3 separate regions of the Homo sapiens genome follow, and all the other regions are linked to region 1. Evidence: chromatin contacts called from ENCODE Hi-C data. All regions are on one chromosome and are shown on one strand. Each heading gives the region's core, a stretch centred on a gene start or an enhancer-like site at or near the end of the contact. The rest is flanking DNA. Distances are from core to core; before and after follow the strand shown. Region 1 holds the start of YIF1B (Yip1 interacting factor homolog B, membrane trafficking protein). Region 2 holds the start of ZNF575 (zinc finger protein 575). Region 3 holds the start of LYPD3 (LY6/PLAUR domain containing 3).

What was found. Hi-C counts contacts between places; a loop is a spot of excess contacts on that map. Pooled maps may share reads with other maps.
Region 2: a pooled map shows a loop between it and region 1 (14-fold over the local background). The contact joins the promoter of ZNF575 here to the promoter of YIF1B in region 1. A Hi-C loop is called at or near these places in 4 of 50 pooled maps.
Region 3: a loop to region 1 is called in a pooled map, with 17 times the contacts of the local background. The contact joins the promoter of LYPD3 here to the promoter of YIF1B in region 1. A Hi-C loop is called at or near these places in 4 of 50 pooled maps.

What each region holds. Positions count from the first base shown.
Region 1 is chr19:38,314,474-38,317,578 of GRCh38, reverse strand. YIF1B (Yip1 interacting factor homolog B, membrane trafficking protein) reads left to right here and starts at 1,632. Exons shown (of 8, transcript NM_001039672.3): 1 at 1,632-1,719. The coding sequence starts at 1,662. RefSeq lists a silencer at 1,308-1,797.
Region 2 is chr19:43,531,491-43,534,595 of GRCh38, reverse strand. It overlaps ZNF575 (zinc finger protein 575), which reads right to left and starts at 1,408. Exons shown (of 4, transcript NM_174945.3): 1 at 1,075-1,408; 2 at 694-801; 3 at 95-259. The coding sequence starts at 173. RefSeq lists a silencer at 993-1,302.
Region 3 is chr19:43,464,025-43,467,129 of GRCh38, reverse strand. LYPD3 (LY6/PLAUR domain containing 3) reads left to right here and starts at 1,522. Exons shown (of 5, transcript NM_014400.3): 1 at 1,522-1,637; 2 at 2,674-2,805. The coding sequence starts at 1,559. RefSeq lists an enhancer at 2,770-3,105.

The DNA of each region.
Region 1 (3,105 bases), core at 383-2,882:
AATAAGAAAAAAAAAAACATTTATGGAAGAGATGTATCTGGAGCAACCAGAGCAAGAGAGGGCTGAGGATGAGGAGAAAATGGTGTTGGAGCCCAGGGGACAGAGGCTAAATCAGAGGTGAAGAAGAATGCGGGCATTTCGCTCACAAAAAGGAACCACAGTGGAGCCAGCACTCATCACTGAGAAACCAGGAGCAGCCCTTAAGGTCTCCAAAAAGACAACGTCTCAGAGGAGGAAGAGGAAGCCACAGCGATAGGGTCACTTGCTGACATCCTTCCGGATGCGCTATCGCTGCGCAGAAGTAACTTCCACCACTATGTTTTCCTGAGATAAGTCGGGGAGTCTGAGAGGGAGAGAAGGGGGGAGACTGAGAGTCAGAGAGAGGAGAGACTAAGGACGCTAGGTGGGCAGGGCTCTTCACTTGCAGGTGCGCCTGTGTGCTGTGAGTTGCTGGGGGTTGTAGAATGCTTTTGGTGGACAGAGGGAACCAGGTTGCAATGTGAGAACATTTTTATGAATTTCTGGGAAACTGCCTTAAGATCTATTCCAAGAGAGACACCTGGTTCTTCTCACCTAACTTGTTGGGTTTCCTTTTCTCACTCTAAATATTCACTTTAAGGCCGGGCACTGTGGCTCATGTCTGTAATCCTAATGCTTTAGGAGGCTGAAGCAGGAGGATGGCTTGAGCCCAGGAATTCGAGACCAGCCTGGGCAACATAGCAAGATCCTGTTTTGACAAAAAATTTAAAAATTAGCTGGGCATGGTGGTGCATGCCTGTGGTGCCAGTTACTGGGGAGGCTGAGGCAGGAGGATCACTTGAGCTCAGGGGGTCCGAGGCAGCCTGGAAAACAGAGGAAGACCCTGTCTCAAAATAAATAAATATTTACTTTAATACCTAAGGGATGTCAAAAATTGTATAAGCCCCTACAACTCCAATTAGCCCCTCAGGAACACAAATGTTTCTCTTTTCCTTGCTCCACAGCCTTTTCTGGCTCTCCAGTGCTCTCAATGACCCAAACTGAACGGCTGTCTGCAGAGAACTGCATTTCCCATCGACCTTTTCGCTCGATATTTACATTTTAAAAAATGTTTTGTAGCGATGGAGATCTCGCTGTTGCCCAGGCTGGTCTCGAACTCCTGGGCTCAAGCGATCCTCAGCCTTCCAAAGTGCTGAGATTACAGGCGTTAAGCCACTGAGCCTGGCTAAATTAAAAAAAAAAAAAATTGTAGGGATGGGGCGGGGCGAGGGTCACTATGTTGCTCAGGCTAGTCTCGAATCCCTGGGCTGAAGCAATCCTCCCGCCTCGGCCTCCCAAAGTGCTGGAGTTAGGGGCGTGAGCCCCGGCAAGGGGCAGACACTCATTTTCTGTCGTGGCAGACACCGCCTCCTCCTGGGATTGGTCCCGGCCTCGCCCTCCTGCCACTCAGGCCTTGACTCGCTTTACTGCATGAGCCCAGTAGCCCAGTCTCCGCCTCTTACGTAAGGCACCGCCCAGTCGTCCAGGCCTCCGTGAAGGGGGGGGCTGGAGGGGTCGGGGGGGTGGGGGCGAGGCCTTCCCTCAATCCTGACGTCCATTGGCTGTCTCTTCGCCGGCGGGGCGTGGGTACGGGAGCCGGGCGGGCACGCTCCGAACCGCGGCTTAGGTGGCGGCGGCGAAGGATGCACCCGGCAGGCTTGGCGGCGGCGGCTGCGGGGACGCCCCGGCTGCGTAAGTGGCGTACGTGGCCGGCGGAGGAGATCGGGCGGGCGGGGGCGTGGCGGGGCGGCCGCGTCGGTTGGCGAGGTCACTGCAGGTCAGAGGTCACGAGATCAAGGATCTGGAACCCTGAGGTGTGCACAGCGCTGGGATGCCAGGTTCGGGTAGGAGGCCCCTTGGGGGGCGATTCTTTAGGAAATTCCTTTAGAAGAAAACAACTTGGGACTGGATAGCGTGCGATATGCAGAGAAATGCAACTTTCATTCATTTGCAGTTAGCGATCCGCCCTTCCCTGCTCCCCACCCTTCCGTGGCTCCCCAGTACCCGCCTGCTGTCGCCCACACCCTTAGGACAGCTTCGTGGCCCCCCGGGAGCGCAGAGGGCCATGCCTACCGCTCATTTAAGAAGCGAACCTGTATTGTGCTGTTGGCCCCCTTTTCCTGTCTCTTCATCTCCGTGAGTGTGCTGTGTGTTTCATTTATTCATTCAACCTAACTTGTCTCAACTCCCATGTGTCAGGCCCTGTGTTGGGATGGAGATGTTGTGGGAGCCCTGAGGAGGCACATGACCCAGCCTAGGGGTGTCAGTGAAGCTTCCTGGAAGAGGATACTTCTTTTTCTTTTTTTTTTTTTTTTGAGACCTAGTTTTGTTCTTGTTGCCAAGGCTGGAGTGCAATGGCGCGATCTCAGGTCACCGCAACCTCCGCCTCCCGGGTTCAAGCGATTCTCCTGCCTCAGCCTCCCAAGTAGCTGGGATTACAGGCGCAGGCCACCACGCCCGGGGTGGTATAGACGGGGTTTCTCCATGTTGGTCAAGCTGGTCTCAAACTCCCGACCTCAGGTGATCCGCCCGCCTAGGCCTCCCAAAGTGCTGGGATTACAGGCGTGAGCCACCGCACCCGGCATGGAAGAGGATAATTCTGATCATGAAAAGTTACCCAGGAGAAGGAGATTTGTAGTGAGAGGGCAGGCTGGGCGTGCTGGCCTACACCTATAATCTCAGCACTTTGGGAGGTCGAGGTGGGCGAATCACTTGGGGCCAGGAGTTGGAGACCAGCTTGGGTAACAGCAAAATCCTATCTCTAATAAAAGTACACAAAATTAGCCGGGTGTGGTGGCGAGCACCTGTAATCCCGGCTACTTGGGAGTCTGAGGCTTGAGAATCACTTGAACCCAGGAGGCAGAGGTTGCACTGAGGCGAGATTGCACCAGCCTGGGCGACAGAGCAAGACTTCGCCTCAAAAAAAAAAAAAAAAAAAAAAAAAGAGGGTGATCCACCTGCCTTGGCCTCCCAAAGTGCTGGGATCACAGGCATGAGTCACGGTGCCCAGCCAACCAGCCTGGCCAACATGATGAAACCCCATCTCTACTAAAAATGCAAAAAAATTAGGTTGGGCGCAGTGGTTCA
Region 2 (3,105 bases), core at 159-2,658, 5.2 Mb before region 1:
CCTCAAATTTTCACCCTGAGATTCCCCCAGAATGTGATTATTTTGGCCCCCGTTCCTGGAGAATGCTCCCTACTCACAGGCGGGGCACTCTCACCTTCTTTGGTCACTGGTTCCTTGCCAGTGGGACTAGGATCGGTAGCCCCGGCCGCGGACTCCGCGCCTCGCTCCAGCATCTTGCTGGCACAGGAACCTAGGGGCAGGGCGCGGGGCGGGGGTGACGCCGGTGATGACCAGGCTGATGGGGATAGGGTTGGAGGGCCTAAAATGAGGGATCACACTGTTTAGGAGCAAGGTCTGCAAGTATGGGATGCTAAGGCGGGGGCAGGCTTAGCGGGGAGGCGGAGCCTAAGAGCACAGTGAGCGGGGCTATGCAAATTCAAGCCAGAGGCAGTCCCTTCGCTATCTAAACCCAGGGTTGGAGTCTTTCAGCAGAGTGGGCGGAGTCTCCACAACTAACTCAGCGGCCGTCTTAAGCGCGGAGCCGGCGGGGCCTATGCGCAGAGTGGGCGGGACCTTCCCCACCAGACCCTGCAGTCCTGGAATGGGCGGGGCTGTACAAAAAAAGTCTTGTTCTGAAACTAGACCCAGGGGGCGGGGGCCTTCGAGCGGAGTGGGCAGGTCTTTCATCACCGTCCCAGGGGAGGGGCCTATGGGCACAGTGGGCGGGGCTTCACGTCGAAGACCTAGCTTTACCCGGCTTTTGACTTAGTCTCAGTTCATTGACGCCGCGTCAACTGCGCCCTTCTTGCCGTTAAATTTCATCCCTGGCTTGGATGGGGCCGTGGAGGATAGAGGGGGGACCTGGAGGAAGATACGGAAGGAACCTGGCATGCGTCGCGGTCCAGAGACCCCTAATGGACTTTTCCCTCAGAGTCCCAAGCGTAAAGGATTCAATGCACCCCTCGGAATCAGACATTCAGGCACCGATGCACCCTCCCGAGGCTCTGGCACCAATGCACAGTCCCTCCAGCATCTCCAGAATCTAGGCGTCCGGACCACAACCGATCTCCCTCGGGGTGATTCTGGCATTCAGCCTGCAAGCCAATATCCGCGCCCGAACCCCTGCGCCCTCACCTGCAGGACGGCCCCTCCCCGGGGGCGGGGCTTCCGGCTCCTCCCGCCACGGCCACGGCCGCAGCCGCTGTCGCCGCTGCTGCACTGCCCTCGGACCAGCGGAGCTGCCCCGCCCGGCGCGCGTCCGGCGTCGGGGGAGGGCAGGCAAGGGAGCGCGCGCAAGCTGCTTAGCCCAACCTCATTTCCATCCCCTCCTCCCACGCTGGACCAAAGGGGGCGTCAGAAAGCATGCGCAGTGCGGGCTGGCAGAGGCTGCAGAGAGGGGGAAGAAGGAATGGAAGGAGGGGCTGGGTGCGCCAGCCAGGCAGGCAAGTTCGTGAGCAAGCGCGAAGCTACCGTATCGACAGAAAGTGCACCGCCGGTGGCGGGGCCTACGGTGGCTGACTGGAGTCAAGCATGTACAAGACTAACATGGACAAACTGCGCTTGGAAATCAGTGCATGCACCCGTCTTTTTAATGTCCCTCTTCTTTTCGAGAATTCCGCTGAGTTCCATCTCCAGAGGCAGTTTCAAGAGCTCGCTGCTAATTCTACCCTTCAAGGCGTTTGCAAAAAGTCTGGCCAGTTCTTCGAGAGAGGGCGGGGGCGGGACTCCGGGCTCAAAGAGAGCCAGTGCCCAATAAAAGGCACGTTATTTGCACAGCGCCTTGGCACACCTCGCTATTGGGTGATTCAAGATTCTCAGCCACGCACCCATCTACCTTCCCCCTCGGAAGCCTGGGTGGTCCCGAGGTGCCCTGGCCCATGCTCTTGGTGCCAGGCCTGGGGTGGCATGCAGCTTAGCATTCTTCCCGAGCAGTGGCGGTGCACCTTCCTGCCTGGTGCAGAAAGGACCAGGAAATGCCCATAAAAGTCCTCTGCATGGGTGGGTCTCAGTCCGATAACCCGCAAGGTCTGGCGATCCCTGGGAGTTTGGCGGGGTTATTTGGACTCTGGAGCCAGATTGCCTGGGTAACTGGTTTGGAATACGGCTGTGCCACTTTCTAGCCGTGTGACCCTTTCTAGCTCTCTTTCTAGGCCTGTTTCCTCATCTATAAAATGGAGCGTTTTTAGGATTAAATATGATAATCAATGGAAAGTGTTTAGACTAGAAAGTGCCTAGGCCGGGCTCCCTGTCTCATGCCTGTAATCCCAGCACTCTGGGAGGCAGAGGCGGGCGAATCACTTGAGCCCAGGATTTCCAAACTAGACGGGGGCTAGGCACGGTGGCTCACGCCTGTAATCCCAGCACTTTGGGAGGCGGAGGTGGACGGATCACCTGACGTCAGGAGTTCGAGACCAGCCTGGCCAACATGGTGAAAACCCGTCTCTACTAAAAATACAAAAATTAGTCAGGCATGGTGGCACACGCTTGTAATCTCAGCTACTCCGGAGGCTGAGGTGGGAGGATGGCTTGAACCTGGGAGGCAGAGGTTGCAGTGAGCCAAGATCAAGCCACTGCACTCCAGCCTGGGCAACAGAGTGAGACTCCGTCTCAAAAAAACAAAAAAACCAAAAACCCAAACAAACAAAAATCCCAGCCTAGGCAACATAGTGAGACACCTCCCCATCTTAAAAAAAAAAAAAAAAAAAAAAAAAAAGTCTGGCTTAATGGCAGCCTGTAGTCCCAGCTATTTCACGGGGGTAGGGAGTGGGGACTCACCCAGGAGTTCATGTCTGCAATGAGCTATGATTGTGTTACTGCATTCCAGCCTGCGCAACAGAGTGATACCCCGTATCTTTAAAAAAAAAGTTTTTAAAATAATTATTCACTCATGACCAGTATTGTTTGATTTACCCCCCATCCACTCTTCCCAAATGATTCTGAAGCTAAATGTCAAACATCATATCTCATAAATATCTTTTTATTACACTTGATTTGCTTGACTTAAGATCTAAATGAGCTCCACACATTGTATTAGTTTGAAGTGACACTTCGGTCTCTCTCTCTCTCTTTTTTTTGAGATGGAATCTCGCTGTGTCCCCCAGGCTGGAGTGCAGTGGCGCAATCTTGGCTCACTGCAACCTCTGCCTCCCGAGTTCAAGCGATTCT
Region 3 (3,105 bases), core at 273-2,772, 5.1 Mb before region 1:
GATCTCACTATGTTGCACAGCCTGGTCTCAAAACCCCTGGGTTCAAGTGATCCTCCCACCTTGGTGTCTCAAAGTGCTGGGATTACAGGTGTGAGCCACTGTGCCTGGCCCCAACACAAAGTTTTTGAGATATGTTGCTGCATATATCAGGTGTTGGATCTTTTCTATTGCTGTGTAGTATTCCATTGGCCGAACCAACCACTCTCTTTTGCCATTCACTTCTTTTTCTTTTTCCTTTTTTAAAATCATATATCCTACTCTCAGATCCATTTACTTTTTTTTAATTTTTAAATTTTTAAATTTTTTTTTTTGAGACAGGGTCTCACTCTGTTGCCCAGGCTGGAGTGCAGTGGCGTGATCTCAGCTCACTGCAACCTCCACCTCCTGGGCTCAAGTGATTCTCCTGCCCTACCCTTCCGAGTAGCTGGGACAGCAGGTGCACGCCACTGCACCTGGCTAATTTTTTTAAATTTATTATTTTTTTTTAATAGAGATGAGGTTTCGCCATGTTGCCCAGGCTGGTCTCAAACTCCTGATCTCAAGTGATCCACCCAGCTCGGCCTCCCAAATTGCTGGGATTACAGGCATGAGCCACCGCGCCCGGCCTCCATTTACTTCTTGATGGCTAGCTGCACTATTTCTCAGGTTGATCATATTAGGAAGCAAATCTATTATGTCCTCCAGCTCATTTAGACCCTCTTAAAGGTTCTCTACTATTCTCAAAATTAATCCAAATCTCTTGTCGGGGCCTCTGATGCCCTGAGTGTCTCGGCCTCTGCCTGACTCTTTCATCTCAGTTCCTGCCCTTCTCTCATGGACTTCTGAGCTCAGGAGCACTGCTCTCCTTTCCATGTTTGAATGGTCCATCCTACCTCCTACCTCCAGGTGCTCCCACGTGCTGTTCCCTCTGCTTGTAAAGGGCTGTGTCCCTCTCTTGACCTGCTCTAGCTGGCTACATCCTGCATGCCCTTGAGGTTGCATCTCAGATAACCTCAAGGAAGCCCTCACCGACCAGCCCCCACTTCTAGACTGCACATCTCCTTGTATCACTACACTTTTTCCTTCAGTGTCTTAGTCTCTTTGGTAAACACCAATTTGTACGATTATTTGATTAGCATCTGTCTCCCCCATCAGACTGTGAGCTCTGCCAGGACAGGCACTGGTTCTGTCTTCATCTCCAGCATTACCTAGACCAAAGCCGGGCACACTGTAGATGCTCATTTAACAGTTACCGAACACTGAATGTCGAGTAGCCCCAGCCTGTCTTTAAGCCCCACTACTCTCCCACTCCAAACACACACAGACTTTCTCCCGCGAGCTGTCAGGGAACCTCAGCTCCCACCCTTTCCCTCCTTGGCAACTTCACAGGGCAGGGACCGCTCTCCCTTGGATGACGCGCCTAGGGGCGGGGCCCCGCCCCACAGCCGACGCTGAGTTGGCCCGGTTGGGCAAGGCTGGGGTTGCCTGGGGCGAGGTTACTCATCCTGGGCTCAGGTAAGAGGGCCCGAGCTCGGAGGCGGCACATCCAGGGGGGACGCCAAGGGAGCAGGACGGAGCCATGGACCCCGCCAGGAAAGCAGGTGCCCAGGCCATGATCTGGACTGCAGGCTGGCTGCTGCTGCTGCTGCTTCGCGGAGGTGGGTCTGCTGCCCGGAGAGGTGGAGGGGGTAGAGTGGGGGCTCTTAGGGAGGAGGCTCCTCTGGCCCCGTACAGAGAAGGCTGTGGGAAGGATCCCCACATAAGCAGAGGGCACTGTGGGCAAAGTTCCCCCATCCTAAGCAAGGGAGGCAGAGGGAAGGGTCCTCCACCATGGGCCGTAGGAAGGGTTCCCCACCACGGACAAGGGGAGCTGTGGGCAAAATTTTCCTATCCTGAAGCTGCAGAAAGAAGTCCCCTGTTCCTAGGCCGGGCGCGGTGGTTCATGCCTGTAATCTCAGCACTTTGGGAGGCCGAGGCAGGCGGATCATGAGGTCAAACGATCGAGACCAGCCTGGCCAACATGGTGAAACCCTGTCTCTACTAAAAATACAAAAATTAGCTGGGCGCGGTAGCGCGAGCCTGTAGTCCCAGCTACTCGGGAGGCTGAGGCAGGAGAATCGTTTGAATCCAGGAGGGGAGGTTGCAGTGAGCCGAGATTGCGCCACTGCACTCCAGCCTGGCGACAGAGCGAGACTCCGTCTCAAAAAAAAAAAAAAGAAAAAAAGAAAAAAAGAAAAAAGTGTTCCCTGTCCTGGGCAGAGAAGCTGTGGGTAGTGTTCTCTCATTTGAGCAGAAGGGGGCTGTGGGAAGGGATCCCTCACTGAGCACAGTCTACTGTGGGAAAAGTTCTCCCACACACTGTGGGAAAAGTTCTCTCATTCTGAGCAGAAAACCGTGAGGAGGTATCCTTCCTACCCCGGGATGAGGGGCTTCATGGCGGGGATCGCCTACAGTGGGCATACAGGGCTGTCGGAAGGATGTGCCCACAGTTGGCATAGTGGGTGTGAAGGAAAAGGGTCCAGTGATTCCCGTGCTTCCAGATTTGTGGAAAGCTTTTCCCTACTCCTGCCCTGGAAAAGTGTGTGCAATAAGACTGTCTAATCCCGGGACAGAGGGCATGGGAAGGACTATTTCTCCTTGGGGGTGGACGCTTTAGCAAGGAGGGCTCAGGTCTATTCGGCTCCGCTCCCCCAGGAGCGCAGGCCCTGGAGTGCTACAGCTGCGTGCAGAAAGCAGATGACGGATGCTCCCCGAACAAGATGAAGACAGTGAAGTGCGCGCCGGGCGTGGACGTCTGCACCGAGGCCGTGGGGGCGGTGGAGACCAGTGAGTGGGGACCCCCGGGCCACGCACACCACTGCAGGCTCCTCCGGCCCAGCCCCGCCTCCTTATAGTCCTTTCTGGATCTGGCCACGCCCCTTTAACGCGGCCCCACCCCTCCCTTTCAGCCTGGCCGGGACCCTACGACACAGCCTTGCAGGCCAGGCCTTCTCTATTAACAATTACAAGCGCGAGGAGCAGAGAGTTGAGAACTGGGTGGGGCGGACGGGGAGAGCTCGGGTTTGGAACGAGGTCACGTCCTATGCACTTTTTCTGCTCCACCAATGAGACCTCCCCATCCCTGCC